Linked DNA regions of Mus musculus: regions 1, 3 and 4 are each linked to region 2. Evidence: chromatin loops called from intact Hi-C (ENCODE). Cell type or tissue: left cerebral cortex. All regions are shown on one strand. Region 1 overlaps Kif13a (kinesin family member 13A). Region 2 holds the start of Nup153 (nucleoporin 153). Region 3 holds the start of Nhlrc1 (NHL repeat containing 1). Region 4 overlaps Kif13a (kinesin family member 13A).

Region 1 (8,000 bases), 65 kb before region 2:
TGTGCTTTCGTATATTCTATCTATACACATCCTATCTACACACTTCAAATTATCTCCAATAGAACAGCATGCAGCGTGGTACAAATGTGGTGTGTGTGTTACATCACAGTACCAGTTACCTTTGATTTTAAGATTTTATGTAGTCCTGGCTATCCTGAAGTTTACCATGTAGACCATGCTTGCCTCCAATTCAACAGAGATCTGCCTATTTCTGCCTACTTCTGCCTCCTGAGTGCTGGAATACTCACCACCACACCCAGCATCAGTTGGTTCTAATTTTCTGACACAGCCTAGAGTCACCTGATAGAGAAATTACATCAGACAAATTGTCTGGTGGGCCTGTCTGTAGGAGATTGTCTTAATTGTTAATTCCTAGAAGAGAGCCCAGCCCACTGTGGGAGGCACCATTCCCTTGGCAGGTGGTTCTGAGCTAAACGAGAAAGCTAGCTAAGCATGAGCCAGCCAGCCAGCAATATTCCTCCATGGATTCTCCAAGTTCCTGCCTGGACTTCCCTCAGTGACAGTCTGTGTCCGATCAGCTTGAAATTAATTCTTTCTCCCCCTTAATTGCTTTCGGTTATGGATTGTACCACATCAACAGAAAGCAAACCATAAGTTGCTTAAAGAGTAATGACAAGAAAAAGTCTACATGCTGTCACGACAGTGTAGTTGTTTTGGGTGTATCTGGTCTGTTGGTTAAACCACAGCTGTCAAATCTATAAATACAGAAGGCCGTGTGTATGGCTGCATGGAGAATTTATTAGTGAGTTGTGGTTTTTTTCTAATAAAAGTCAAATCTGTATCAGAAACTAAGTCACGAGTAAATTAGACAGGAATGTGTTTGGGGTTCCTTTTTTTCTTACTAAGTTTGTATTTTGTCGTTAGAAAACTGTGGTACAGGTTTTGTTTTAGATGGAACACTCAGGATGGTGGGGTGACTCATCAGGAAAAGAGGCTTGCTGCCTAGCCCAAGAACCTGAGTTTAGTCTCCAGAACCCACATGGGAAAGGAAGGAATCGACTCCCGTAGGTCCCTCCACCACACACACGGCACATGTGTGCACATAGCAAGGCGAATATAATACAATACAATACAATACGGAACTATATTATTTTCCTTACAATTTCTAGTGGATAGGTTCATACACTAGACATGACGGTACATACCTTTAGTCCCAGCACTCAAGAGACAGAACTGGGCAGATATCTATGAGCTAAGGAGTCCATGGTTTATAGTTTTAAAAAAAGGCTGAGCTGGGATTACAGCTCAGTCTGTGTGAGGCTCTAAGTTCTCTGCAAGATAGATGGATGGATGGATAGATTAGATAGATAGATAGATAGATAGATAGATAGATAGATAGATAGATAGATAGATAGATGATAGATGATAAATAGATGATAGGTAGACAGAAGATAGATGATAGGTAGATGATTGATAGACAGTAGATGATAGAAGATAGGTAGATGATACATAGATAGATAGATAGATAGATAGATAGATAGATAGATAGATAGATGATTGGTAGATAATAGATAGATGATAGAGAGGTAGACAGAAGATAGATAGAAGATAGGTAAACAGATAGATGATTGATAGACAGCAGATAGATGATAGATAGATAGATAGATAGATAGATGATAGATTGATAGGTAGGTAGATAGATCAATAACAATGAATGGTCTCAAATATTTCCAAATGATGGCTCAATTATGTAGTCCTGGCTGTCCTGGTATTGATCCCCTGATTTGATCCCCTCTTAGAGATGACTGAACTATGGACAGATAAATATTTTTGTGTTTCTTTTTAAAGATGCATAATTTATTTTTAAAATCTCTTCAGGTGATAATTAAAGAGGCAACCGGGCTACCCATAAGCCTCTCAAATTTCGTCTTCTGTCAGTACACGTTCTGGGACCAGTGTGAGTCTACAGTGGCTGCTCCAGTGGTGGACCCAGATGTGCCCTCCCCGCAGTCCAAGGACGCACAGTACACGGTGACCTTCTCTCACTGTAAGGTACGGAGACAATTACAAAGTGAGGTACCAGGCCAGGGATGACACTCTACAGTGACATGTGAGCTGAGGCCCCTCCGTCAGTCCCCAGTAGCAGAAACGCCCACCACAGAGCCACTGTCAGCTGCATGATGGGGCAGTGGAATTGGGCACGGTCTTTTAAAAATCTGCTTTTTATTTATAAATAAAGAATAAAATGTGTAGTTTTTGCAGTGAACTCCACAGCATTGTGTGTAATTCTGGGGTTTGAACAGGACACCTTCCAAGTGTTTTTTGATTTCTTGATTGTTTTCAAGGACCAAAACTTCCTCATTAACTTAAAAAAATAGGAGAATTTTTATTATTACCCGGCAGCTTCAGCATTTTAGTCCTTTTCTCACTCAGCTCCTTTTCCTTGCTCCTCCCCCTCACACAGAAGCCCTTCTTCCCAGCAGGTCCCTCAGATTTCACACCATCTCTTGCTGTGTCTGTCGGCCACTGAGTCCAGAGGTTCATGCCTGAGCGTGAGTGGAAAGTTATGGGCTGACACATGGGCAACCTCCTGTTGTCTACACCGCTGAAGGAAATAACACCCCTTCTCCCCAGATTTGTTAGATCACTACAGAGTCCTGCTCTGTAGCTCAAGCAGGCCTAGGACTCGATATGTAGCCTACTCCATCCTTCAGCTCATGATGGTCCTCCTTCCTCAGCATCCCGAGTGCTGGGGTTACAGGCAGGAGCCCCAGGCCTGGCTAAGATCTACTTCTAACTTGTAAGTTCTCTCCATATGTGGTGGCACAAGAGAGCTGAGACAGCCAGATCACAAGCTCAGAGGCAGGAGAGCCTATTGCAAAAAGAAAAGTTTGCCCTATAAGTTTTTTTGGTTTTGGTTTTGCTTTTCTTCTTCTTTTAAATATAATATACCTTATTGGGCTTTGTACAGCTCAACTGTTCTGCATTACAAATTGAAATAATATGGGAACATATAAAAGGAAATCTGAAAGATCCCATCTTCCAGTCTTACTCTGCCCAGGTGTAACCATCAATGATATTTCTCCTTGTAGTATATTACCTTTGGTTTCATTGTATTTTATGTTTTCTGGGATGGAGTCTGCTGAACTGCCATGTCAGCCTTGAGCTCCTGGGCCTGCTCTATCCTCCTGAGTAGCTCAAACATCGCATGCATGACCCTGGGTTCTGCCACATATTTTAATAAGCTATTTCCTGAGTCCCTGCATCACCTTTCTGGCTTCTGCTGGGCACTGTCACCTAATGAGTTCTTAAAAACAGACTCTGCCCTCTGGTAAGGCTCCTCCCAGATGGCCTGACCACACTGCCTCTCCGAACACTGTAGCTGTTCTTTCTGGCTCCAACTTAGAAAACAAATCCCTGTTACCACCTGCAAAATGTCCGACATACAAGACTCTCAGGTCTTTCTTTTTTTCTTAAATAAGGTTTGCTTACCTACTCACTCAGTGTATATGAGTGTTTGGCCTGTGAGTCTGTATGCATGCCATACCCACGGCCAGTGTTCCCAGAGGCTGGAAGAGGTGTCAGCCTGTAGAGCTAGTAACCATCGAGCCATCCTCCCTCACCCCGAGCCTGCTTGTCTCAACCTGCATTTGCCACACCACATTCTCAGAAATCTTTAGTGAGAATGTTGACCTGCAATATTTATTTCTTAATACTTAAATTAGCAAACAAGAGTTATAGGCCTTACAATGGCATTTTCTTTTTCTTTTCTAAGATTTATTTTACTTTTATGTGAGTACACTGTAGCTATCTTGAGACACACCAGAAGAGGGCATCAGATCCCATGACAGATGGTTGTGAGCCACCATGTGGTTGCTGGAATTTGAACTCAGGACCTTTGGAAGAGCAGTCAGTGCTCTTAACCACTAAGCCATCTCTTATTATGGCATTTTCATATGCCTGAGTCCTTTTACCTTGTTCTGTTTCACCCCCTCTCCAACTTTGCCTTCACCCATACCCTTCCCCCACACACTGGTTCCTTTCTTCTCCTAAGTAGAATCCTCACCAACACACACACACACACACACACACACACACACACACTTCTGTTGTTGTTTTCCTAATAGTCTTTTAAATCGTCGCATTCCTTCTTTTTATCCACTGGGCTGTTTACATCAGTAAGACAAAGGCTAGATTTTAACTGTGTGCTGTTTAACAACTGTTTAAATACCCAGGGATCTCAAAGCCCCTGGGCTAGTGTGTGGTTTTAGAGGCTGTTGGATTTTTGGGTTTTGGTTTTTTTAAAGATTTATTTATTTTATGTATATGAGTGCATTGTTGCTATCTTCAGACACACCAGAAGAGGGCATCGGATGGTTGTGAGCCACCATGTGGTTGCTGGGAATTGAACTCAGAACCTCTGGAAGAGCAGTCAATGCTCTTAACCACAGAGCCATCTCTCCAGCCCTGGATTTTTGTTTTGTTTGTTTTTCTTTTTTTTTTACTTCTAAAGTATGTAGCTTGGACTAATTGACCGTCACGTTTCTTTTCCTTCTAAAATTCTGGGTCTGTCTCCAGATGAAATAAGAAAGTAGGCAGTATAAGTTCAGTCAACTTAATAGCTGTTTCTGGAAATGAGTCAGGCAGAACTGCACCTGAGACTCCGCTCGGGCACCCCAGGAGGCCCATGGCAAGGAAAGTGGCTTGGCTTTGAGCCTGCGGAATGTTCCAGGTGACCTGCCACCGTTCTCAGGGAACTCTGCAAATCTGCACGATTGTAGGTTGGTTTTGTAGAGTGAGAAACTGCAGTGAGACACTCAGGGGCAAGAGCCTACACCATGGAGGAATCAGATAGTTGGGAGTCCCTTACTCAGTAAGTCTCCAAGTGCAGCAAGGGTCACCTGGAGGTCAGAGTGGCTCATGGGAAATGACCGTGAGCCAACGGAAGAGAACGTAAATCCTGGCTTTGCACCAAAAGCCAGAAGTTGGAATTCAGACAAGTTGCTTTCTTCATTAGACCCAAGTCACCTCCTAGGTCCCTTCCAGATCTAACACCCTGTGGCCCTTCATACTTTTCTACAGAGACAGAAAAGATGGGGTTTACGTTCGAGAGCAGGTAAGTGGGTACCACTATGTCTGACTCTCAGTGTGCTCTCCTGCCTTCTGCTTGTCCCAGGACTATGTGGTGACTGTCACAGAAGAGTTCCTGGAGTTCATTTCTGATGGTGCGCTGGCGATTGAAGTGTGGGGCCACAGGTGTGCTGGGAACGGAAGCCCCATCTGGGAGGTGGACTCGCTCCATGCGAAGACAAGGACATTGCATGACAGGTGTGTTCTTGCTGTGAGCATGAGACCCGGGAGTCAGGACCAGCTCATGACCATAAGTGAGATGAGAGGCTTCAAATCCTGGGGCTTCGAACAAGTTGCTCCTCCTTTGAGGCCATTTCCTCCTTTTTAAATTAGAATTCAAGGAGGAGCAGGCAAGCATCAAAAAACACTGTGCAAAGTGAGTCATGGCAACAGGAAACTGAAATAAATGTTGTTTATATGGGAAAAAAATCCTTTATTTCACTTTACATCATATACAAAAATTGCTATGAGACAATCATATATTGATTTTTAAAGTTATTACATTATTTATTTGTGTGTGTGTATGTATGTATCTGTGTGTGTGTCTATGTATCTGTTTGTGTGTGTCTGTGTGTGTGTCTGTGTGTGTGTGTGTGTGTGTGTGTGTGTGTCTTTGCATCCCAGTGTGTGTCTGTGTACTCACAGGTAGAGGTCAAAGGATACCTTGCAGGAGTCTGTTACCAACTTCTACCATTTGGTTCCCAGGACTTGAATTCAGGTTATCTGGGTTGAAGGCACGCCTCTTTACCTACAGGGCTATCTTGTTGACCCAAATCACAAATTTAGATGTGAAGCAAAACCCTATAAAACTGGCAGAAGAAAATAGGATATCTTTTTTTGTTGGTTTTTTTGTTGTTTTGTTTTGTTTTTTACGAGACAAGGTTTCTCTGTGTAGCCCTGGCAGTCCTAGAACTCACTCTGTAGACCAGGCTGGCCTCGAACTCAGAGATCCAGAGATAGATAGATGGATGGGTGGGTGGGTGGGTGGGTGGGTGGGTGGGTAGATGGATGGATGGATAGACAGACAGACAGACGTATGCCATCTGTTTGTCTGTCTATCTATCTATCTATCTATCTATCTATCTATCTATCTATCTATCTATCTATAGGGCTAAGCATATGGGGCCCTGCATAGTGGCTTATGCCTTTATGAGTCACAGCACTCAGGAAACAGGCAGCAGATAACTGTGAGTTCAAGGGAAGCTAAGGCTATCTAGAGAGACCCTGTCAGAAAAAGAAAGAACCATTCATCCATTGTGTCAATGTGATATAAACCAGACTCAAGAGTCCATACCACATGGTTTTGGTTTTAGGACATTTTAAAACAGGCAGAGCTAACTTGAGTTTGCCAAAGCCCCTGGGATTCTATACCCAATCTGTGTTCGTCACTTAAATGTAAGGTCTGGTTTGGTTAAATAGCCTAAGAATCCATACCACAGGGTCTCTCGAGTGTGAAACGAGGAAGGAACCTGCGAGGCATCCCTGGCACAGCGCCTCCCTCTCAGTACGTGCTCAGTACGTGCTCAGTACGTGCTCCGTGGTTGGGTTCGTGACTGTTGCCCGTGGTGCCCCTGGATGATACATTGCCTGCTGGGATGTGGTTTCTGCAGGTGGAATGAAGTGACCCGGAGAATAGAGGTGTGGATCTCCATTCTGGAGCTGAATGAGCTCGGGGATTATGCCGCTGTGGAGCTTCACCAGGCGAAAGACGTCAACACCGGCGGCGTCTTCCAACTCAGACAGGTATGAAGTTTGTCTGAGGGTTTCCACTGCTGTGAAGGGACACCATAACCAAGGCAGTTCCTACAACGGCGAACAATTCTTTGGTGCTGGCTTACAGTTCCAGAGGTTCAGTCCATTATCATCGTGGCAGTCTGTGGGCAGACATGATGATGGGGAAGCCAAGAGTTCTACGTCCTACATCCTGGTCTGAAGGCAGCCAGGAGGAGACTGTGTCACACTGGCCATGACCTCAAAATCCCACCTCCACAATGACACATTTCCTCTAACAAGGCCACACTTCCTATTAGTGTCACTTCCCATGGGCTAAGCATATTCAAAGTATTATGAAGTATTTCTTGGGGTTTTTTTGTTTTTCTTTACTTTTTTTTTTTAAGATTTATTTATTTTATGTATGTGAGTACACTATAGCAGTACCGATGGTTGTGAGCCTTCATATGGTTGTTGGGAATTGAATTTTTAGGACCTCTGCTCTCTCTGGTCAGCCTGCTTGCTCAGTCCCTGCTTGCTCTGGCCCAGAGATTTATTTATTATTATACATACATACACTGTAGCTGTCTTCTGACATACCAGAACAGGGCGTTAGATCTCATTACAGGTGGTTGTGACCCACCATGTGGTTGCTAGGATTTGAACTCAGGACCTCTGGAAGAGCAGTCAGTGCTCTTACCCGCTGAGCCATCTCGCCAGCCCCCTGTTTATTTATTTTTTATTAGATATTTTCCTTATTTATGTTTCAAATGTTATCTACCACGAAGTCTTTTGATGGTTTGTTTTTCATGTCTCTTTTCTACTCCACCCTTTTTTTGTTGTTTTGGTTTGGTTTGGTTTGATTTTTTATGGTTTTTCGAGACAGGGTTTTTCTGTATAGCTCTGGCTGTCCTGGAACTCACTTGGTAGATAGACCAGGCTGGTCTCGAACTCAAAAATCCACCTGCCTCTGCCTCTGCCTCCCGAGTGCTGGGATTAAAGGCGTATGCCACCACGCCCAGCTCTACTCCACTCTTAGAGTTCCTGGGAATACCCTAATTATTTGTATGTCTGTTCTCAAACCATTTCCCCTTGTTTCCTTCCTCTTTCCCCATCCCTATTCCTGACATCTTCGCTTCCTTCACCTCTGCAGGGTCACTCCCGTAGAGTGCAGGTCACAGTGAAACCTGTACAGCACT
Region 2 (8,000 bases):
GGTTAATTTCAACGCGGTCTCCCCCCCCCCCCCCCCGGATTGTGATGCATTATGGTTCTTTGATTTTACTGTTTACTTCCATTCGGCTTATAATTGATGAATGGGAGATTACAGTATTCGTGTCGAGTGCCCTTCTGAATCTAAACAAGCAGCCAACCGCCGCCAAATGACCCGGGCTTTGTGCCTCTGCGGTGCTCCGTGGGTGTCCTTCCGCTATAGCCTGCCTTTCCGAGAATCCGCGTTCTGGCCAGAAAAACTACATTTCCCAGAGGCTCCCACGACAGGGAGCGCGGGCTCGGCCAACCCTTCCTTCCTTCACCCATCCCCCCCCGCATTGTCGCAGCGTGATGACGCAAAGCGTCGGTCGCGGAGGAGTGACGGTGTTCTGGCTCGCGACCGGGGCGGCCGCCTCAACAGCGGTAATAGGCGCAAGAGCGGCGGCGGCGGCGACGACTGCAGGGACGACGACGGCGGCGGCGGCGGTGGGGCGGGCGCAGCGCGCACAGGGGGAGGGGTTGGCGGGCGGCGCCAGCGGCCTGGACTGCGGCAGCGACGGCCAGGGCGACTGAAGAGGAGCCTCTAGCAGCGGGCGGTCGAGCTAGGCCTCAGCGGCGCCCGGAGCTGCTCGCGCCGGCCTCGGCGGGAGATCTCCATAGAGACGGTGACAAACACAGACGCGGGGGTCCGCACGCGGCCGGCGCTCCTCAGCCACCTCGGGGCCCTCAGCCGCCGCCACCGCCTTCCTCGCCGCCGCGCGCACTCTCAGTTCCCGCTCGCTCCCTCGCGGTTCTCGCTGTGTCTGTGTGTCGCCTAGGGCCGGGCGGGGGAGGCCCTCAGGCCGCCGCCTCTGCCTCTCCCGCCCGGGAGCGGTAGTGGGAGGCCGCCCAGGCTCCGCCATGGCCTCGGAAGCCGGAGGCATAGGAGGGGGCGGCGGCGGCGGCAAGATCCGGACTCGTCGTTGCCACCAGGGGCCGGTGAAGCCTTACCAACAGGGGCGACCCCAACACCAGGTACGGGACCGGTACGCCGTGGCGACTGGGCGGCTCCGGGCGGTCTCTTTGGGGGGCGGTGCGAGGACCCGGCGGCCCCACGTGGAGGGGACCAGAGGGCCTGAGGCTGGACCCGGGTGGCGACGGGAAGTGGGTAGAGCCTGGCCGGGCCTGGCGGCAGACACGTGGGATGCGAGCGGCCTCTCCCAGCCCTCCCGCCCAAGGGCTTTCCCTGGCGGGCACAGGGCGGGAAAAGAAATCTCAGGCTTCGGATATTCGGGCTGCTGCTGCTGCTGCTGCTTCTTCTTTTTTTTTTTTTTTTTTGGCGGGTTTTTGGGGGTTAAATGGTATTCCTCACGACCTCACGAAGGGAACAAGGGAAAGATGTGGCAACAGGCCCATCCGCTGGCAGGCTTTTTCTTTCTTGTGTTCCCGGGTTCAGGGTGCGCGGGGAGATTAATCTGCCACCGCGGCCCGGAGAGACTTGGGGAGGGGGCGCTGTTACCCATATCGTGGAATAATTTCGGTTTTAGACGCGTTAAATCATTAATGGTAGTCCGGTCCCCTCGTCTGTCTGCTTGGCCTTTCCAGATCGGAACACACTGGTTTAGCTTCTCATCCTTTCCTCTCTTAACTGAGTTATAGTTATGTGGCACTGAGGCGTTTTGAAAGTCCCTCGCCGCTCTTACGTCTGGTCTCTGATGCGTGGTTCTTCCCTCTCTTCTCTCCACCCCGCTCTATATACTGAAGACCAGAATCATCCACTCTCTACAGTTGACCAGTTCTTCAGCTCTGATCTCATACACCAAATATTTTTAATACTGGGCGTTTTCTAGAAGTTTAAGGTATTTCGGGCTCACCAGGGGTGTTACTTAAGCCACCGTATGCCTTCTTTGGGTGTTTATAAAAATGTCGATTCTTGTTGTAAACGAGATAGTTGGTTCAGAGAACACTTTCAGTTATTAAAAATTGTGAGAATTAAAACGTTAAAAACTCACTTTAACGAAGCCACTTTTTAAAAGTAGGAAGTGTATATTTTAAGCTTACTGAAGAAGGGCTAATATATAACTTGTTGCATACTCTTAAATGTAGACTTTTTGTTTATTCTGGCTAGTGCTAAAATTGAATACTTGTTGGTAATGTTAAATTATATCACTTTTGAGATTTTTAAAATAAAGATAGGGAAAGTTTTGAATAGAAACAGCTGTGTTTTATGTACTAAGAAGTTATTTGTCATTGCTTGGAAGCCTTGCAATATTACCATTTTCCCTGAATGCTGAGGAGCCCGGGGTCTTCAGAAGCAGACTTTAAGATTAAAATCAGGTCACAAGCCTGGCCGTTTTACTTTGCCTAATACTGTACAATGGACATTAAGGCAAACATACTCTTATACTAAGAGTAATGAACCACCTCTGATTGCTTGAAAACAGTTTGAGCAAAGAAATGGATGGCTTGGATAGAGTTTAAAAAGAAGCCAATATTATGTATGATATTATGATAGAATTTAGAAAGAAGCCAAAGTTATGATCACAGCTTATTTTAAAATGTATTTAGGTTAAAAAAAAAAACCAAACTAATTTGAGAGAGAAGTGCATTCAACTAAAACCAAACATGTTTTAGAGCTGGTACAGATTTCAAGCTGTATGGTTTTAGAGCTCAGTAGTTCTAAGACATGTTAGCTTCTTGCCTCAGTCATTTAATTTAAAATGTAAGTACATCTTAATTTGAACTGGAATTAAAGATAACTCTTTTTTGGTTAGCAGATTTAATTTTGGCAGAATTGACCAAAGAAAAAAGTGTTTAGGCTTATATAAAAGTATGCAGCTCAGCTTTTGTTTCTGTCTTAAAGTAAGTAACTAGTCTTACCTCGGACTTAGTGGATGTCATTGTCCTCTACTAGCCGAGCTTGTCAACTGGTTGTTTTGCAGCAACTGCTGAGTCATCATCTTGGATATATCAAGGAGTTTCATGACATGGCATGTTTCATACTAATGCTTGATAAGTGTCCATGGCCTCTTGGCAGACTGAAGAGTTGTGTTAGACTCAGAGTAAGCAGGCTGGTGCTTATTGGTGAATGCAGGACAGCAAATGTCAGGCCAAGGAGCTAGCTACTGCAGTCACCCAGTACCTGTGACTCCTGTATCATGTTCAGTTGATTTCTGATTTCCTGTTTTGACTTCTGGTTTAGGTCTTCTGGGAAATGTTTAAACTTTAGCATTTTTCTACTTTTAACTTTCTTCCTTTTTCTTTTTCTTTTTTTTTTTAAAGCCACCTTGCTTGAAGTTGTGGAGCTAGAAAGATATTGTCTTGATCAACCAGATAAAGGTCAAACAGTTACAAGTAGACATAGTTGGGCAAAGAGGTACATACCTGAAATCACAGCTGCTAAGGGGCTGAGAGGCCAGGGGACTCGGAATTTGAGGCCAGTCTGGGCTTCATAGTGACACTAGGCTAGTCTGAACTGTAGAGTGTCTCAAGAAGTGTAGAAGCAAATGAACAATGCAGGATGGTTATTTTCACCATTAACCAACTACTCAACTACTTTGTACTTTTTTTGGAGGGTGGGGACAGCGTCCTGGGTAGCTCAGGCTGGCCTTAAACCAGAGACCATCCTGCTTAAATCTATTGATAACTAACCCAGATACTTTTAAAATTGATTATTTTTCTAGTTGGGAGTTCTTTTCTCCTGTTGAGTCTCCTTTCCCATTTTCATTGTGTGTAGCAAGGCCTGGAGGATAAGCTGGTTGCATTTCCTAATACACTTGATCTCATGAGCAGAACTTCTGGAAGAATCTGTTGCCACCTCCTGGTGAGACAGAACCATTTGCTTTTTTCCCTCCCCTCTTTTGGTGCTAAAAGACTTTCTGGCTTGGAGCTAAGGGAATCTACCTTTCATCCTTACAGAAACAGGCTGGCTGATAGATAGCCTGAACATCCTGGGTTACTCACAACATTCAATTGCTTAAAAAGCTGAGGTAGAGGAGGGATTCTCCTTTCATCAATATTTTAGATGTTGATGAATCCTTTTTATAAAGAAACAAAGCTGTTTTGAGGCTCTGTGGCTGTAGTTTTTTTTTGTTGTTGTTTTTTGTTTTTTTTTGTTTTTTTTTAAGAATCTTTGGCAAATGTTAAAACCATTTTTCCCTTTAAGATCGGGTCAAAGGCCCACAGTCAACTGAGTTTGTAGAACTGGGTTTATGTGATAGGATACTTTTTTTATTTTGGTACTTTGTGATTTTTTTTTTTTTTTTGACACCAATAAGTGTGTCCTTCGTAACATTTGTCTAAAGAGTATTCTCAGCTTTGAAAAGAGTAATATTTCTCAATATTTTATTCATTCCAGATACTCAAGTTTTATTCTTTCTATCTCAGATGATTATAGAAATAATTGCTTTAAAAATATTCTGATGAAATTAGAATAAGTTTGAATCCTTGTTCTGCCTGAAGAGTTGAATGATGAAAAATTCTGCTTAATTTTGTCATCTATAAATGGAAGATTACCAAGAGTTAAATGACATAAAAATGCCTCAGATGGTATAGAACTCACATGAAGTTATGATTAAATAGAGCCTTGACTTTAACATTTTTAAAGTGGTCTATGCATTTTGCTGTCTTTTAGAATTAGCGGTATTTTTTCTTCCTCTGGTTACTTTTCCAAAATTCAAAATTTCAAAATTCTTTTCCAAAATCATACTAAACTTAAGGTCTTTTTGGTTTTTTGAGACAGGATTTCTCTGTGTAGCCCTGGCTGTCTTGGAACTCACTATGTAGACCAGGCTGGCCTTGAACTTAGAAATTCACCTGCCTCTGCCTCCCAAGTGCTGGGTTTAAAGATGTGTGCCTGCCTGTCTTTGTTTATTTACCAAGTGAAAGTTAAACTAAAGTGATCTAAACTATTGATTGATGGATAGGGATTCCTCCCTTTCCCTACCTTGTTAAACAGTTGAATGTGGTCACTGACTTAAGTGAGGAAGGATAGACTATGAGTCATCCTGTTTTCTAAGAAGATAGATTACCTTAGTCCCAAACTAGAAAACCTAGCACCAAAACTTTATCACAAAATTTGATAAAAGTCTAGCTTTATCACAACTTTTTAAAGGACTTTGTCTTTTTCTTGAGAAGTACCAGTCACTTAAGTATGTAGGTAGAAAGTTCCGGCTTGACTGATAAATAGAAAGTGGATTCTTTTTGTCTGTCTGTCTGTCCATCCATCCATCCATCCATCCATCCATCTATTTATCTATTTATCTATTTATCGATGAGCGATATCAGCTTATCTTAACCACTTAGCACTTTTCCTTACCAGTTTTTTTTTAAAGATTTATTTATTATTATATCTTTAAGTTTGCTGTAGCTATCTTCAGATGCACTAGAAGAGGGCTTCAGATCCCATTACAGATGGTTGTGAGCCACCATGTGGTTGCTGGGATTTGAACTTAGGACCTTTGGAAGAGCAGTCAGTGCTCTTAACCGCTGAGCCATCTCTCCAGCCCCCTTACCATGTTTTTAATATGACACCAAAAAAGCTCCATTTATGTCTCCATTTCTTGGAAAGTCCTAATGATACAAGTGTCTAGCTTGAAGAAAAATGAAGTGTTGGGTCAGATGCCACTAAAGATAGCCATCTTATTATGTGCAGGATATTGAGAACATTGTAATAATTCTGTATTTTCAACTTTATATTTCTGATATAGAGCTTCCTTTAATATGTCTGGCCTTGGTCTGGTTCTGTCTGTGGTCAAAAAGCAAGAAAGTATATTTGCGGTCTTGATGTCAGACACAATTTATTGTTAGAAAAAGGGTAATAAAACACCTTTCTCAACTATAAATCTATTTATTTGATTGTGCTTTATCTTTTTCATAGTGTGGCTTGAGAAATTCTTAGTCTCAGTATTAAAATGTGAGATATGAGATAGCTCTTATGGGAGTTTAACTGCTATGGACTTAATGGGTTGTGCTTCTTGTTACATTTTAAGTTTTTTTCTTATTATTTTCAAGAGGCTTGCTTTTACTATCTTCTTACATATGAGTCTATATATGTGTGCGCGCATTTGTGTGCTGGTGCCTGTGAAGGCCCAAAGAGGGTATCAGCCTCTGGAGCTAGAGTTATGGGCAGTTGTGAGCACCCTGACAGACTGCTGGAAACTGAACTTGAGACTTCTGAAAAACAGCAAGTACTCTTAAACACTGAGCCATTTCTCCAGGCCCTTATTTTTACTTTTGAGGCAGGGTCTTCCTATAGTCTAGTCTGGCTTGAACTCACTATATAGCCCAAGCTGGTCTTGATCTTTAGATCTTTCTACCTCAGCCTCTTGAGTGCTAGGAGTGCTAGATTTAACAAGCATATGAATGTTACTGCCCAGCCAGTGTTGTAAGTTTTGAAGGGGGTGAAAATAGGCTACTTGGGAATATTTAATTCTTTAGCCAGAAGAATATTTTTAAGTGACTGGAGAACTTGGACTGGGCAGATCGGGTAAGTTTAACAGTTTATAAAATATGGCAGTGCCTGAGATTTGTAGTTTAATTTGGATGAAGGGGCCTTGAAGAAGACTCAGGTCAGAATGAGGTATTAATGTAATATAGGGGTCTGAAAGGACTAGTGGAAATCGAAATGGAGTAATTTGGAAGAGTAAGGCTTGGTAAACTGGTGCTGGACTTAGTTTGTTGTCATGGTCACGGAGCCAGTGAAGTTATGAAAGATTGTAGTATTGAATGCTATTTTATAAGGATAATGTGAATGGAGTTGAGTGAACTTAAGTAGAATGGAGTAGAGAAACAAGATACTGACCTGGAGAAGAGACTTGTGTGTGAAGAATCAGACTGAGGAGTTGGTCAAATTGAGAAGTTGCCTTCTGGTGAAAAGAAAGTGACTCTAGGCTAAATCGTTCTCTCCCTCCACCCCCAGAGTCTCTTGTGAACTAAGGTTAAATAGAATATGAAGTACTGTGTTCAAAACTGCTGTGACTTGTATATGGGATTGGGCACTGAATTACTTTTACTATCTTTTGCCAAATGAAGAAACTAATCCTTAAGGCAAGAACACCAGTGGATTTATAGTTTAAATCTGAGGATTTTCTCCTTTCAGTTTCAATTTAACTTCATTATTTTTAACTACTTAGTGTAGCCCTTGCTTATAGTGCCACAGGTAAAATCAGCTCTATTTTTAATGCACTATGAATTTTGCATAGGGGACTTTTGCTTTTTATGTAGTTGGCTTTGTCATCACTGTAGAGGGTGTTTCTGTTTACTCTGCTGTAAGATGGTTTTTCACCTCTTTGAGGGGAAGAAATATACAGAACAGTAGAAGTTGTTAAAATGGATAAAACTGGAAGTCTTAAATACAGTACTTATGTGTTTTTATTGGATTTTATTTGGATGGTGGTTCTTTGCAATTTTAGAGTTTTTTTTTTTTAATTAAATTTTAAAACATTGTCAGATTGTATCCTCTTCCTAGGGAAACTCTTCAGTGAAAACCTGGAGAACTTTCCTCTTTTCCTAGCTCTCTTCTTGAGGGTCTTCTGTAGCTAAGGCTGGCCTCTTAATTCTCGCCTTCATTCTCCATGTATTCATTATGTACCATGTGTGTAGAGTGCCCTTGGAGGCCACTCATGGAAGCAAGAGCACCACTCTCCATACATAGAAGGGAGTGATTGCCCTAGGCTGGAAGTTTCAGAGATGTTCTGATGGAAAACTTTCATTCTTATTTAGTGTAGAAGTTGATTTGGTTAAGTAGGAGTTGTATGAAGTCTTTGTTCTGTGTTTTCTCTCTCTCTTTCTTTCTCTCTTTCTTTCTCTCTTTCTTCCTCTCTTTCTTTCTTCCTTCCTTTCTTTCTTCCTTCCTTCCTTTCTTTCTTTCTTTCTTTCTTTCTTTCTTTCTTTCTTTCTTTCTGTAATTTAATTTAACTTTTCTTTTTTTCCTTAAAATTCTAAAGTGTCTTTACTCTGTAGCCTTTCCTGTTCAACTGTGGCCCTTTTCCATCCTTATGCTAGGACTACTGGTGTGCACCACTG
Region 3 (8,000 bases), 290 kb before region 2:
ATTTATTTTATGTATTAGGAGTACACTGTGTCTTCAGTCACACCAGAAGAGGGCATCAGATCCCATTACAGGTGGTTGTGAGCCACCATATGGTTGCTGGGATTTGAACTCAGGACCTTCAGAAGAGCAGTCAGTGCTCTTACCTGCTGAGCCATCTCTCTAGCCCCTCTGATACCTTCTTTGTTCCATCATGAATACCCTCACATAAGTGGTACACACATACATGCAGATAACACACAGCACATAAATAAAAATTTTAAAATAAATGTTAAATAATAATGTATGAGGTTTGGGATATAGCTCAACGGTAGAGTGTTTTAGTGTATGTGAGGCCCTGGGTTCAATCCGTAGTACCACAAAATAATCATAATATCTGAAAACCTGGAAAGTCTAGCAGGGACAAACAAGGACAAACAAGGGCAACCAAACCCTTGCACTAGAGACATCACTGCAAAGAGGGGAATGCTTTCTCTTCATCTTTTCTGCCTTTTTTTTTTTAAAGATTTATTTATTGTATGTATGTGAGTACACTGTTGCTATCTTCAGACACACCAGAAGAGGGCATCGGATCTCATTACAGGTGGTTGTGAGCCACCATGTGGTTGCTGGGAATTGAACTCAGGACCTCTGGAAGAGCATCTTAGCCACTGAGCCATCTCTCCAGCCCCCTCTGGTCTGCCTTTACATACTTGTGATCTTACAAACACATGCTCTCACTACAGGCCCCATGGTACATCTCTATTGCCTTCCTCTCAAGTTCTTCTGACCTTCTGAGTGATTAAATATCTCTCAAAAGCAAACTTTTTTTATTATTATTATTATTATTATTATTATTATTATTATTATTATTATTATATTTTGACCCATCAGTGTCAAACTCTAGCATGGAGTCACCTACCTAACCCAAGGTCTTTATTATTTCTTTATTTGAGACTAGGTCTCCCTATGTAACCTTGGCTGGCCTGGAACTTAGGAAGGAATGACTGCTTTTACCTCCCAAACTCTGGGATTAAGGGTGTGCCCCGTCTCATCCGAGGTAAGTCCTTGTACACTTCCTCCTGACCTCCGGGTGAATGATGGCATTCACCCGGCAAACGAAGTGCGAACCTGTGAGGCCTGTGCTTGGTGCAGTCCAGAGTTGAGCAAAACCAGAGGTAGAACTCAGTGTGTCCCTTCAGGGACAAAAGCAATAGAAAGAGATGAAGACAGAGCGCAAGCTTTAAGATGGACCAGGCTGTCAATCAGACTCTGTATCCTTGATCCGACAGAAGAAAGACCAGGCTGTCAGCTTAGGCTGGTAGAGACAACAGAGCAGAGACTGGCGGGTTCCATGGGATGGAGGCAAAGTCTGAAGATTAACATTGCCAAGACCCCTAAACTGTGGGACTCAGACCTTGGTTTTGTTTGCTATTCCTGAAGCTGGAAGCTTTGCAGAGCTGAGAAAAACCTTAACTGCCAATCACATGCCATCCCTTTAACTTAATATCTGGGCTGGCATAGTAGCAAGCACCTGTAGTCCTAGGACTAGGATGGTACAGGCAGGAGGATGGTGAGTTCAAGGCCAGCCCCAGCCTCATAACCAGCGTGAAGCCGACATGAGCTGACCCTGACTCAAAACAAACAAACAAACAAACCTCCTAGTTAAGTGCTTTATAGTAAACCCCAGGAGAAAACTGAGTGTCTTTGCTGCAAAGCTGCCCAACCTAGCCAGCAGTGCTCATGGTGTAGTGCCACCTGTAGCCTCTCAGAGGCAGCAAAGGCCTGAGAAGGCAGAGAAGGAGCTTCAGCAGGCAGCAAGCCTTTGGACATCTCTAGAGGACACAGCTCAGCTGCAGTCAGCAATGAATCGGGGTCTTTGAATAGTTTGGGTGCAATGCTGGAGCGGAGACGAGTTAGATACAAGTAAGGGATCCATCAGGGTCAGTCTGGGAAATACCTTTAAAAGATGACACCTCCTAGGACGGCTCTGCCTTTGTCATGATCTGTGTGGGAGCCACCAGCCCCACTTGTGGAAGTTAGCTTATCTGAATTAGATAGATGCACACTGAAGGTAAAACACACCAGACTTTACTCACTATACAAAATGAGTGTTAAAATGTCTCCATTCATGTTTTCAGGTGATTACAATGTCCAAAGGATGGATTGGACACAAAGAATTCAACTAAATTTTGTTTTTCTTTTCAACTTTTTAAAAGTGGGGATACAAGGGAATTATTTTAAAATGTGGGTTTCCTTACATTTCTGTTGCACAAGACTGGTTCTAAAAATAGTCCAGTTTTGTATCCAGACTGTGTTTCCCGAGTTAAAAACTGTTTCTGAGGGGCTGGAAAGAAGGCTTAACGTGAGAGCACTTGCTGCTCTTGCAGAAGACTTGGGTTTGAGTCTCAGGATCCATATTGTGGCTCACAGCCATCTGTAACTCCAGTTTCCTGGAACCGACAGCCCCGCTCCGACCTCCTATGACACCAGGCATACTGTAGAGAAAACACTTATACACAAAAAGTAAAATAAATCTATTTTCTTATTATTTCTGAGGGGCTGGAGAGGTTGCTCAATAGTTACATAACGCTGGCTGCCCAGTCTGGAGAATCCACATTAGGAACCCTCCCACATTCAGTGGCTCACACCTGCCTATAATTCTAGCTCTCGGGTATCTAACATCCTCTTCTGGCCTCCAGAGGTTCACACAGACGTCCACACAGACACACAGACAGCCTCGTGCACACACACTAATAAAAAACAGTTTTTTTAAATTACTAATAAAAAAACTTTCTATGAGATATTATTTTAGTTGGTGTCTTATTTAGAATGGAAATGCATTTTGAAATCATAGTATCAGCTTGGTTATTCTGGTCTAACATTCAATCTCTGAGATATGTAGTAGTTGATTAAAAAAGAAAAAAAAAAACTGCTTGTTTTCCTTGGCCTTCCAAAGAATTTCTCTCTCGAAGAGTGTTAACACAGGCTTGAGTCCTCCAGTTTCTTGGAAGTCTATGGAACAAGAGGGTAACCAATCATGATCACAGCCTTTTTGTGAATAAGAATGTTCTAATACATGGTTTTGGCCAGCACCTTGTTCATGTAAGACAGTTAACTCCGAAAATGAGAGCTTTGAATACCCCCAATGGATTTCGGAAGATTATACTGACCATAAGATTAGGATACTTCCACGATCATCTTTATTGTCAATCATTTCTCCAGTTTTGAAATATTTCCTATACTTATTTATTTGCAGGTGTATATGTTTATGTGAATGTATCTCACACGTTTGCAAATGCATGGAGACCAGAAGGGGACTCTGGATTCCCTGGAGCTGGGGTTACAGATGGTGCGGAGAACTGAACTCATGTCCTCCAGAAGGGCAGCAAGCACTCTTTACCACTGAGCCATCGCTTCAGCCCCTTTACTTTCAATCTTTCTCGGGATGGAAGGCATTGCAGGGAGGAACCGCTGGCTCGAACTTACCTGTACGTTATAATCCCCTTCACAGTGCCCCTCAGCCCACACTGGTGCAGTTAAGCCTTTGCCAAGGAGACTCAAACATTTGTCATACAAAACCATATCTGATGATCAGTGAGATGCCGTGTAGTCAAACTGCCTGCCTTCCAATCACGGCCTCCATGAGGCTTAAATAAAAGTGAATGAAAACCACTTAAAAGAAGGCAGGCACGAGCGAATTCTATAACTGCTACTAACTAACAAGTTTTGTTGTTGTTGTTTTGTTTGTTTTTGAGACGGGGTCTCCCTTTGTGCCTCTAACTGGCCTGGAACTCACTATGTAGACCACCATGCGAGAAAGCTAACAGCTTTCAAAATATCCCTTCCACACAAACCCACTTCACAAGTATTCTTTTGTTTGTTTTGGTTTGGGGGTTTGTTTTTTTAGGCACTGTAGCCTAGGCTGGCCTCCAACTAACCACCAACAGCTGTTCTCCTGTTTCTGCCGCCTGAGTCCCGGCATCACAACTATCACACCCAATTCTTTGACGTCTACGTAGCTACCTTCTCACAAGAAGGAAAAAACACAGCAGAGAGGAATGCACATCTGCCCCTTGAAGTTATCTTCTTTCTTGTGTCTCTGTCTTCAGAATCTTACTATACAGAGACTAGGAGCCATGTCTTGTTCCTGTCTAGCCCTGGTACCCACCTCCCAGCGAAGCTGACTGGCAGTCCGTTTGGGCACCATCCCTGAGAGACTAGCTGTCACTTACAGGAGGACACGGAGAGACCCACTCATCACACCCCGCCCCCACACCCGCTGACATGTCTCAATCTTTAATCCTGGAATCTTCCACCCGTGACGTGATTATCCCAGGTCTGCGCACGGCGCATGCGGACGACTGCGTCGTGCGTCCGCCAGGGGGTGGCAGTGTGCGCCCTGCGTCAGAGCGCATGCCCCGCTCCGTGACCGTGACCGTGGCCGTGACTGAGGGCTGCGCGGAGGCAGCGGAGCAGCGGGAGCAATGGGGGAGGAGGCGACGGCGGTGGCAGCGGCTGGGGTGCGGCCCGAGCTGGTGCGGGAGGCGGAGGTCAGCCTGCTGGAGTGCAAGGTGTGCTTCGAGAGGTTCGGCCACTGGCAGCAGCGGCGCCCGCGCAACCTGCCCTGCGGCCACGTGGTCTGCTTGGCCTGTGTCGCCGCTCTCGCGCACCCGCGGACGCTGGGCCTCGAGTGTCCCTTCTGCCGGCGGGCCTGCCGAGCCTGTGACACCAGCGATTGCCTGCCGGTGCTGCACCTCCTGGAGCTCCTGGGCTCCACCCTCCACGCGTCCCCGGCTGCCCTCAGCGCCGCCCCCTTCGCGCCGGGGACTCTCACCTGCTACCACGCCTTCGGCGGGTGGGGGACCCTAGTGAACCCCACAGGGCTTGCACTGTGCCCCAAGACCGGACGGGTAGTGGTCGTGCACGACGGGAAGAGACGGGTCAAGATCTTTGACTCCGGAGGAGGAGGTGCACACCAGTTTGGAGAAAAGGGGGACGCAGCGCACGACGTGAAGTACCCACTGGATGTCGCCGTCACCAACGACTGCCATGTGGTTGTCACCGACGCTGGCGACTGCTCCCTCAAAGTGTTTGATTTCTTTGGCCAGATCAAGCTGGTTGTGGGAAAGCAGTTTTCCCTGCCTTGGGGTGTGGAGATCACCCCTCACAATGGGGTCCTGGTGACTGATGCAGAGGCAGGGACTTTGCACCTGCTGGAAGCGGATTTCCCTGAAGGGGTCCTTCGGAGGATTGAGAGGTTGCAAGCTCACCTATGCAGTCCCCGTGGGTTGGCAGTGTCATGGCTCACGGGGGCCATCGCGGTCCTAGAGCATCCTTGTGCCTTTGGGAGGACTGGCTGTAACAACACAAGGGTGAAGGTGTTCAACTCCACTATGCAGCTGATTGGCCAGGTGGATAGCTTCGGGCTGAACCTCCTCTTCCCCTCCAAAGTAACTGCCTCTGCTGTGACCTTCGATCACCAAGGAAACGTGATTGTTGCTGACACCTCTGGTCCAGCCATCGTCTGCTTGGGGAAACCCGAAGAATTCCCAGCCCTGAAGCCTATAATCACTCACGGCCTCTCCCGTCCTGTGGCACTGGCCTTCACCAAGGAGAATTCTCTTCTTGTGCTGGATACTGCATCCCATTCTATAAAAGTCTTTAAAGTGATGGAGGGCAACGGAGGGTGATGGGGATCCTGAAGCCAGGAGTCAGAAATCTTGGTGTCATTGGGAGTGAATTGGTCTCACCCATCCATCCAGACAGAAGTAATGGTAACTGAATGGCAAAAGCAGTTACTAAGGCAGTTTTAAAAGACTAATAATTAAATTTGTCATTCGGTGAATGCCTGTTCCCGTGTTAAGAAATTTGCAGATCTTAGCCTGTTTGCTTCTTAACACACAGCGATGTTAATTCCTATTATCCGTCCACTTGGGAGATGAGAAGACAGACCCAGAGCATTCAGTATGGTTTCTTTAGAGTTGTATTCACTGGGACAGTTGAATTCAGTTCTGGCTCCAAACCACTTGCTCTTAGATATGATGTTAGATGTCGTCAACAACAACAAAAACTGTGAGCTGTGTCTTATGTATGTATGTTCTCCTTACAAGTGGGTAACTGGTAAAGTGCACAAAGACAAGAAAGGGGTCTTCATGGGGATTTTAGGAGAAAAGGGAAGTTGTCCATCACCTTCAGCTGTGAGCTCCCCCAAAGGTAGAGTAGATAGCTTATTACCAGTTCCAAGATTTGAACAAGAAACAAAGTTGAGCTCTTTCCTTATAAGGCAAAGGCTGCCAGGATGATAGTGTGTGCCAGAACTCCAAATCCTGAGAAGTGGAGGCAGGAAGTTCAATGCAATCTGCAGCTTAGCTACCTAGTAATTTTGAGGCTAAGCTGGACTAGTGTGTTCTCTCTCTCTCCCTCTCTTTCTCTCCCTCTCTCCCCCTCTTTCTTCTTCCTCTATGGGCACTGGGAACTATCCCGCAGTGATAATTTGAGAAAAATCTGCAGAGCCACTGCCTGCTAGCGTCATGGGCATATGAGACTCGTGTTAATTAGATCTTGCCCCAGCACATTGATGGCAGAAGTGATTTTGTTTGGTGTGGTAAATCTCTGACGCCTGAAGCACTTTGTGATGGAGGCTTTTCTCTGTGTAATTTGAAATGTGATTCAAACACTGTACTTAATAAACAGTCTTCGTCCTTTTAGAGTGCTGGAAACGTGTCTTGAATGGAAGCACAGCCTTGACAATGTAAGGGCTCCTCAGTGCTGTAATTGAGGGGAGGAGTGGAGAATATTTGGGGTGAAATGCTGATCCTCTCTATTTTTTTTTAAGCAAGCACAAAAATCTTTGAGTTCAGGGATGTTGGAATTATACCAAATAACTTACACCTCTGGGGCAGCATGAAAATGTTTTCTGGGGATGCTTTTGAGAGGTGAGAGTTTGCTTTAGATAAGAACTAATGTTGTGTCAACAAAATGATATCCTTTTATACAAAGAGGCTGTTTGGGGACAAGGTCTTGTACATCTTGGACCGACCTTGAACATGCTCTGAAGCTAAGCCTGACCTTCACTTCTGATCCTCCTGCATCCATCTCCCAAGTGCAGAATTAAAGTCAAGTACCACAACACCAAGGGTTCTGTGGTGCTGGAGGTAGGTAGAACCCAGGGCGTCATACATGCTAAGTAAGTGTTCTACCAACTGAGTTACAGCTAGCTCTACAAAGATTTATTTTATTTTTTATTTATTTATTTATTTATAGACAGGGTTTCTCTGTGTAGCCCTGGCTGTCCTGGACTCACTTGTAGACCAGGCTGCCCTTGAAAATTCAAGAGATCCGCCTGCCTTCTGCCTCTCCTGCCTCCTCTGCCTCCTGCTTCCTCTGCCTTCTGCCTCTGTAGCACTGAGATTGAAGGCACACACCACACTCAGCCCCTATGGTTTTAATAGAGACACTCACTGAAGTATGACTGAAAGTGTCTTCCAAAGGATACGAATGCTGACATCAGGAGCCCAAGGTGAAGGCCTAGCTGCCATGCCATCCCATTAAAGCCTGTGTTTCTTTTTAAATTATTACATACATTTATTATTTATTGTATGTATGTTCACACATGTGCCTGTGTGCATGTACACATGCCATCATGTGTCGAGGTCAGAGGACAGCTTGAGTGACACGCCTGTTCTCGTCTGCTACCATCTGGGTCTAGGGTACTTAACTCACATCATCAGGCTCTGTGGCAAGCATCTTCACTCCCGAAACATCTCCTCCCCTGCCCACACTGTTGCTTTAACTGATTCCATCCCAGAACATCAATAGTAACATTTTGGGCACTGCTCAACACCACTGGTCCTCTAACAGGAAGCCCAGTGGTTGAATTCTTCTCCCTCATCCCGATGCCCTCGGCTGGGCATTGTAGCACACACCTAAATCCTAGCACTATGAGACCAACCTACATAGTTAGAGCCTGCCTCAAAAAAAAAAAAAAAAAGTCAGATAAATTATCACCATAGACCAGTAAC
Region 4 (8,000 bases), 74 kb before region 2:
GCCTCTTCTCTTGGCTCCCCAGATCCAGTTCAAAATGTGGTTCAGGTCCTGGAGAAGCAGTACCTGGAAGAGAAGCGGACCGCCCTGGAGGAACAGCGGCTCATGTACGAACGCGAGCTGGAGCAGCTTCGCCAGCAGCTCTCTCCCGAGAGGCAGCCGCCCAGCAGCGCCTCAGACCGTCTGGCCTACAGCAGCCAGACAGCCCAGCAGAAGGTGACCCAGTGGGCCGAGGAGAGGTAAGGATAGGCACAGACCCCAAGTCGGGAATGAGGGCTGCAGGCCTGGAGAGGCCTGTGAAGGGAGGAGAGACCTGGAAAAATGAGATTGGTGGCCCGGATCTAGTTTGGCTCTTGGTGTTTTGTTTCAGAGATACTACCCCATCCTAAGTTGTTCGCAGTAATGCCAGCTGCCACAGACCGCCCCTCCCCCCAGGCCCCTAATCTTTTACCCTTTGGTAAAGTGCCAAAGGAGAGGGCCTAGATTGGTGGGCCCTGAGACAGCTGAAGTGTGAGTGACTCTTCAACAACAATCTGAAGACGCAGACAGAAAGCAGGGAGGTTGGCTGGTTGGTTTCTTTGCCTTTTTCTTTCAGAAGGAGGTTTTGGTGGTTGAAAGCCTGGCCTTTTCCCAAGCTAGATGCCCACTGCCACTGAGAACACCCCCAGTTCCAGGGTAGCAGAAACAGGAAGCTGGAGAGGAGAGGAAAGTGTGTTTGGAAGCCTGTGAGCAGGCTGTTTTGTTGACTCTGGAAGTGACTTACAGAGGAGCTGGAAGGGTTCTGTCTAAGCCTGAGATTGAGCGTGTAGGAGATGACAAGCAGGGCCTGTCAAAAATGACCAGGGATGCTTGGAAGGCAGAAAGACTGTCAGGAAGGAAGGAAGGAAGGAAGGAAGGAAGGAAGGAAGGAAGGAAGGAAGGAAGGAAGGAAGGAAGGGGAAGGAGAGGAACAAAATATTGTGGCAGCCCTGGCTGGTCTGGAACTGGCTATGTAAACCAGGCTGGCCTTGAATTCACAGAGCTCTGCCTGTCTCTGCTGCCAAACGTCCTAGGATTAAAGACATGCACCACAATACCCAGTGCCTAGGTTTGTGTCTTTGTTTAACACCAACCCTCAACCCCTCAATGTTTTCCCCAACTTTAGTTCTCAGTGAGTGACCTATCTGTGGACAGGAGGGAAAACTTCCTAAAAGTAGTTTTGTAATTGTCAATGGTATTGGTTACCGTTTCCTGGCAGTCCCGCACGCTGAGAAAGGAACGGAACTCCGGCTCACTTCGCCTGTGCGTGCTTTCTTTTCTTCAACGTTGCAGGGATGAACTCTTTAGGCAGAGCTTGGCCAAGCTTCGAGAGCAGCTGGTGAAAGCCAACACTTTGGTGAGGGAAGCCAACTTCCTAGCCGAGGAGATGAGCAAGCTCACTGACTACCAAGTGACTCTGCAGATCCCTGCGGCCAACCTCAGTGCCAACAGGAAGGTAGGCATGGCCCTAGGGAATGGGACCACATGATGGAGGCTGGTAAATGCTGCGGATCGGAATCTATAGATCACCTCTGTGGGCAGGTCCTAAGGGGGTCCGGGGGGGCGGGGGTTGGTATTTACCCATGGGTAAGCATACTGGGTAAACACCCTTAGAAGGGACAGAAACAGAAGGCTAGGAGGTGGTGTGCATGCCTTTAACCCAGGCTCTCAGGAGGAAGAGGCAGGCAGATCTCTGAGTTCGAGGCCAGCCTGAGCTACAGAGGAAGTTCCAGGACAGCCAAAGCTATAAGAGAAACCCTGTTTTGAGAAGAATGAGGAGGGCAAGGGGGAAGAAAAGGATGGAAGCATAATTTGGTGGCAGAAGGACTTTCTGACTTAGTCACTTCCTTGAAAAGATTGAAACTAGGGACTCAGAAGATAGCTTCGCTCACAAGCTTGATGACCTGGGTTCAATTCCTGGCTCCCGTGTAAGAATGGAATGCGACACAGAGTTGTCCTCAGACCTCCACAGGCTCATAGTGCCCAACCACATCCATCCACCCACAGTAATAATCGAAGTTTCAAAAGAGTGAAGTTAGGCATACATGTGTGTTTATGCATGGACATACATACATGTGTAAGTATCATGCCTGCCTTCCTTCATGCAAGCACCCCTTCTGCTGTGAGGGTGTGTGGGTGTGCTTGCTTGTCCCACCTTTCTCTGAGTGGACTCTGAGAAGGAGAAACATCTTGGAAACCTGCTAGCACGCACACAGAACTCCTTAGAGCCATCTGGAGGTCTCCTATCATTACAACATCAAGAGTTGACTGTAAAAGAGTAACCTGGAAGAAAATGAATTTTCATCTTTTTTTTTTCCTGCCCAGACAGCAAGTTAAAAGGAAAGTTGTGTGTGGGGAGTGGAGAGAGAGGGCTCACTCAGGTAACCACTTACTACTCTGCCAGAGGACCCAAGTTTGGTTCTTAGCACACACATGGTAGCTCACCATTATCTGGAACTCCAGTTGCAGGGGATCCAATACCCTCTCCTGGCTCTGAGGCACCAGGGACACATGTGCACATACATGCATGCAGGCAAAACACACTTGTACCATAAAATAAAGTCTTTTTTTAAAATTTTAAGAAAGTGAGTTAGGGAGTATCTTATTGGTCTTTAGAGTTCTACATCCACAGACAGAGGCATGTGTGTACCTTCTTTCTGTATATGAGAATTTTTTATAGTCCTTTTCTTCTTTAAGACTGATTGATTGATTGATTGATTGACTGATTGATTGATGTGTGTACCTTCTTTCTGTATATGAGAATTTTTTAATAGTCCTTTTCTTCTTTAAGACTGATTGGTTGGTTGGTTGGTTGATTGATTGATTGATTGATTGATTGATTGATTGAGACAGGGTCTCATAATCGCCTGCTGCCCTCAAACTTACTAAGTAACTAAGGGTGACCTTGAACTTCTGCTCCTCCTGTCTTTACCTCCCAAATGTGGTCATGATGAGCATGCACTACCACATCTGTTTTAGATGAAGCTGGGGCTGTAACCCAGGGCTTTGTGCTAGATAAGCCACCTGAGCTAAGCCAGTGTGCTAAGTAAGTCACCTGAGCCACTCCAGCCCTCACGGTTGAATCTGTGTAACAAAAACTTGAAGTCCCCTTGCAATTGAATAGTAGTCAGAATATGATAAATCTGTGTGATGAATTCCTATGTTGCTATTGGAAAGCAAGATTATGAAGAATATCCAATGAAAGGAATTGTGAGGTAAATATACATAGATCTATAGATACATAGATATATGTAGAAAAGAAAGGCCAGGGCATTCCCTAGGTGGTAAAGTTTTACTGTCTTTTGTAAACTTAGAACCTCACAATAGTATATACAGTCTTTAACTGTGGGGGGGGAGGCGGGGTGTTGGAGTCATGTCCGCTCTGTCTTCCATCACAATACAGAGAGGCGCAATCGTCAGCGAGCCCGCCATCCAAGCCAGGAGGAAAGGGAAGGGCACCCAGGTCTGGACCATTGAGAAGCTGGAGAATAAGCTAATTGATATGAGAGACCTTTACCAAGAATGGAAAGAAAATGTTCCTGAGGTAAGAGAAACAGAGCATGAAGGAGACTTGGCCGAATGAAGACCACAGGTATAATGGTTTGGTCATTTACACTAGGGAGATAAAATGTGATCTTTAAGGGCCAATCGCACGTGATTCAGTCCGGTGGACACGGAATCCAGGAAAGCCAGGCGGGACTTAGTTTGCGTTGTGCTCTTTGACTTTCAAGGGAAAAGAGGAGAAAAGAAGTCGCTCCAGGCATGCGCAGTCGCTCCGTGCTATCAGTCCGTGTCCTGGAAAATTACACCGGCCGAAGCCAGTGTGGATTTCATCTTCATCCCCGTCTGCGCATGTGCCCCTAATTGTCTGTGCCCCTAGCTGTGCTCAGGGCTGGGTAGATTTCTGAAGTCATCATAGCGAATGTAATGTTAAGCTTTGCTTTTAATATTTGATGTTAGTAATAAAAAGGAAAATCTGGTGAAGGAATTGGTGTAAGTCACAGGGCATGACGTAAAGCAGGCTTCAGGCGTGGGGTGAGTGAAGCTGGGGCTCCTCTGCGTGAGCGTCCCCTAGCAAACACGCCCCGCTCGTGTGCTGGGTCTCTGTGGGCACGATTCTGATTGCACTTGCTTATTTTTACGAATGCTTCCTCTAAACGTTTTTAGTGCTAATTTGAAATAACATCATTTAAGTTGATGCGTTGTTTCCTGACTTCTCACCCAATGACCTATTCTTTTTCTCAGGCCAAGAGGCTCTATGGGAAGCGAGGTGACCCTTTTTATGAAGCGCAGGAGAATCACAACCTCATTGGTGTGGCTAATGTGTTTTTGGAATGTCTCTTCTGTGATGTGAAGCTTCAATATGCAGTACCCATCATCAGCCAGCAGGGGGAGGTAAGGACACGCCAGCCCCTAGGAAATGACAGAATAGGAAATTTTGTTTAATCTCTTGCCTTGAGAGAGATCAAGAAGAGGTGTGTGTGTGTGTGTGTGTGTGTGTGTGTGTTGCTCTTCTTTTGTTTTATCCCTCTTAATATAAGTCAGGATTAAGCCATGATCTTAAAAGATAACACATTTCATATTTGTGGTTCAAAAATTTTTTTCTGTTTTAATTTTGGTAATAAGTTTTGCTCTTTGCTCCATATTAATTTTTTCTTTTAAAAACCACCTCCAATGATAGCCATCCACGCCAGTTCCTTCCTGGATCATAGATGTCCTTTACAAGGTATTGCTTAGATTCAGGAGTGGTGGTGTCTTCCTTTGACCCTAACACTTAGGACAGAGGCAGGCAGATCTCTGTGCCAGCCTGTTCTACCAAGTGAGTCTGAGGACAGCCAGGGCTGCACAGTGAGAACCTGTAAACAAAGAAATGAGAAAATAAAATAAAAAATAAAAAACCTCAGAAGATTATTCTGAAGCCCTAAGTAACAAAGAAGGCAGCCTTTGTTAGTCTCCTTTAGACAGCCGTATTTCAACAGTGTGAGTGTATTTGCCCTTTGTGGGCCTTGGACACGTTAGAAGACATTCATGTGAAATTTTTAATTTTTCCTTAGGTCCATTTTTACTTTGACAACTTTATTATTTGATTATACTGTGGCTACAGAAAGACTCAAATAAAATGAAATTCACCCAGTACCCCTCTGACCGACAGCATAATAAGATTGTCTATAGTCTCTTCTCGTCTCTTTGTACGTTTGCACTGCTCTTAAACCAAACCAACCTTGCAAACTTACCCATTTTTCCCATTTCGTATTCTGGAGCGGCCATTTTATTATGTGAAAATGTGCTCTTCAGTTTATTGGTTCCCAACCCAATTGTAGTGGAAACATACCTTAGCTCTAACTTTTGGATATTCAGTTGCTTGGACTATCTTCTGTCATAGTTAGCACTATACGGCTCTGATCTTGTTAAAGAAAATGTCCTGGAGCACCCAGGTGCATCTGTCTATTTAAGCTTGTGGTGTGTTCCAGCATACGGCCCTCCAGAAAGAGTCCATTTCTCTTTGTATTTGTTGGCAGCATAGGGGATGATCACTTCTTGTGCCCCCCTCCCCCCCCCCACACACACACACTACAGTATAAGATTTTCCCCAGAACCCACTGGCTGTTTGCTGGTCTCCTGTATTCTGCAGTCTTAGACACCATCTTCTATGGGTAAAGGCATGAAAGCTATGTGTCTTAGATTCAGACTTCTATCCAACTCATCAACTGGTGTTTTTCTCTTTAGTCTCAATCTTTAACTCCCTAGTTTGTTTTATATAACGTATAAACTTGAACTACAAAGTTATTCCAAGCTGGGCATGGTGGCACACGCCTTTAGTCCCAGTACTTGGGAGGCAGAGGTAGGTGGATTTCTGAGTTTGAGGCCAGCCTGGTCTACAAAGTGAGTTCCAGGACAGCCAGGGCTATACAGAGAAACCCTGTCTCGAAAAACCAGAAGAAAAAAAGTTATTCCTTGGGATTCTTAGAATAAGATATGGTTTACAAAGGGTAGCTGGGAATAAACCTGGGTTCCCAGGGTGGGATATAAGTGTGTGTGTGTGTGTGTGTATGTGTGTGTGTGTGTGTGTGTGTAGGAGCTGGGACCTTCTGGATAATTCTGCCCCAGTGACCACCAATGCATCTCTCATGCTAAAAATATAACTTAAGTGACCAGTGTAGCCTGTGACTGAGGCCCTCTTTAAGGGCCTCTTAATCTAGAGTCCTGGGCAGGCTCTGGGTATCTGAAATTATATCACAATGTACTCAGGGGGCCCATAGATGGCTCAGCAGGGTAAAAGCGCTTAGCCATGCAAGCCTAATGACCTGAGTTCAGTCTCCAGTTCTCAGATTGGAAAGAGAGAAAGGACTTCTAAGTGTTTCCCTCTGACCATCACTGTGGCACGCTTACACCTGTAAGCACACACACGCGTAAATACATAAACACGTGTTCAGTCCTCAGACGAGCACCGTATGAAGCACTGCACTGTGCTTCTGCCCCTCGGTACTTCTACCTCTGAATATCGCTTGTCAGATATCACCAGCTGATTTCTCTCAGATCCTTGGCCCTGGTGCCAGTTGGTATGTGGAAGTCTGAGCATTAAACATAACCCTTAGCCTGGGGTGGTGGCTTATCTCTGCAATCCTAGTATTCAGAAGTTAAGGCAGAAAGATTGTGCATTTGAGCAGACTGAGTCATTTCCAAAAGAAGGAAGGAAGGCTACCATACCGGACCTGCTCCAGTGAAACGCTACCATGATCAGAAATATAAACATCCTAATGGCAAATGGAGAGCAGTTATTTAGGGGTAGGGAGAATGTCTCAGCAGTTCAGAGTGGCTTGCTGCTCTTAGTAAGGGCCCAAGTTCAAGTCCAAGCTCCCCAGTCAGATGGTTCACAGCTGCCTATGACTCCAGTTCCAGGGGCATCTGATAACCTTTGGCCTCTTTGGACACCAGCACACAAGTGCACAGACCTACACACATACGCATAATTAAACAATAAGTTGAACAAAAGAATCGTTACGCAGAGTGGACATTGGGGGGAGACCTGCCTATCATTGAAGCACTCTAGAGGCTGAAGCAGGAGGATTCCACAGTGAGGTCAACCTGGGCTATAATAGTGAGACCCTGTCTCAACAAATCAAAACCTTGAACAAACAAAGGAACAAACAAACAAACAAACAAACAACTTTCCCATGCTGGATGGCTTTGTTCCTGCCATCTCTTCTGGTAAGAGCCTGGTACCACCCCACAAGTCCGTTTTCATGCAGCTCCATGTTACACCCCATCCTCCCTCCTTGAGCCGGGGACCATGTCTGCCTAGTGCACTGTGGGAAGCCCAGTGCTTGGCAGTTTCTGCCCCCATCCATCCTGGGTAAATACTCGCTACACGCATGCGCACACATTTGTCCTATGCACACCCAGTACCTACACCTTTCTGTTATGTCGACTGCTCCATCCTGTCATTGGCTCTCGTTTCTCGTTCTCTTTCTGCATTTAACCATGAGTTCACTAGCAAGAGAGCCCACTCCCTGGAGTTCCAAGATTACCCAAGCACGGTATCAAAGAAATGCATGCGCAACTATGTAAACAAGCACGAAACCGAATGTTTCAGTTAGAGTATGATAACTCCCTGGAAGCTGCTCCTTGCCTGAGCTGAGGAAAATGGATACACCTAAGGAGAGTTCTAGAAAGCAAGTTGGGAGGAGCAGATTTGGTTCAGAGTAAGAAAGGAGGGATGCGGTTATCATCCTGAGTGAAGTAACCCAATCACAAAGGAACTCGCACAATATGTACTCACTAATAAGTGGATATTAGCCCAGAAACTTAGGATACCCAAGATATAAGATACAACTTGCCAAACACATGAAATTCAAGAAGAACGAAGACCAAAGTGTGGACACTTTACCCTTTCTTAGAAATGGGAACAAAACACCCATAGAAGGAGTTACAGAGACAAAATTTGGAGCTGTGACGAAAGGATGGACCATCTAGTGATTGCCATA

The links. Hi-C counts contacts between places; a loop is a spot of excess contacts. Peaks named below come from ENCODE experiments on the same cell type or tissue, not always from the same donor. Only the 100,000 strongest peaks of a DNase experiment are listed, where the experiment ranks them.
Region 1: a loop joins it to region 2, with 2.5 times the contacts of the local background. A loop is called at or near these places in 7 of 42 quality-filtered maps.
Region 3: a loop joins it to region 2, with 2.7 times the contacts of the local background. A loop is called at or near these places in 7 of 42 quality-filtered maps.
Region 4: a loop joins it to region 2, with 2.2 times the contacts of the local background. A loop is called at or near these places in 7 of 42 quality-filtered maps.

The regions. Positions count from the first base shown.
Region 1 is chr13:46,785,347-46,793,346 of GRCm38, reverse strand. It overlaps Kif13a (kinesin family member 13A), which reads left to right. Exons shown (of 38, transcript NM_010617.2): 22 at 1,840-2,013; 23 at 5,138-5,289; 24 at 6,702-6,834; 25 at 7,955-8,000. Among named protein-coding and RNA genes, the nearest start is that of Gm24620, 22 kb to the right of the region's middle. In left cerebral cortex, a CTCF peak has its summit at 4,330 (motif pointing right); no DNase peak of the experiment used is centred here.
Region 2 is chr13:46,720,370-46,728,369 of GRCm38, reverse strand. It overlaps Nup153 (nucleoporin 153), which reads left to right and starts at 521. Exons shown (of 22, transcript NM_175749.2): 1 at 521-1,010. The coding sequence starts at 897. Gm46412 (a long non-coding RNA gene) reads right to left here and starts at 3,685. Exons shown (of 2, transcript XR_001780928.2): 1 at 2,856-3,685. In left cerebral cortex, CTCF peaks have their summits at 1,483 and 3,788 (motif pointing left); DNase peaks (open chromatin) are centred at 1,062, 1,575, 2,972, 3,783 and 1 more place; H3K4me3 peaks cover 2,317 bases; H3K27ac peaks cover 1,070 bases.
Region 3 is chr13:47,011,243-47,019,242 of GRCm38, reverse strand. It overlaps Nhlrc1 (NHL repeat containing 1), which reads left to right and starts at 4,393. Exons shown (of 1, transcript NM_175340.4): 1 at 4,393-6,686. The coding sequence starts at 4,464. The coding sequence ends at 5,669. In left cerebral cortex, CTCF peaks have their summits at 1,739 and 4,356 (motif pointing right); DNase peaks (open chromatin) are centred at 1,762 and 4,317; H3K4me3 peaks cover 1,285 bases; H3K27ac peaks cover 916 bases.
Region 4 is chr13:46,794,752-46,802,751 of GRCm38, reverse strand. It overlaps Kif13a (kinesin family member 13A), which reads left to right. Exons shown (of 38, transcript NM_010617.2): 17 at 23-236; 18 at 1,309-1,471; 19 at 3,419-3,559; 20 at 4,261-4,410. Among named protein-coding and RNA genes, the nearest start is that of Gm24620, 31 kb to the right of the region's middle. In left cerebral cortex, a CTCF peak has its summit at 4,391 (motif pointing right); DNase peaks (open chromatin) are centred at 1,329, 2,210 and 4,402.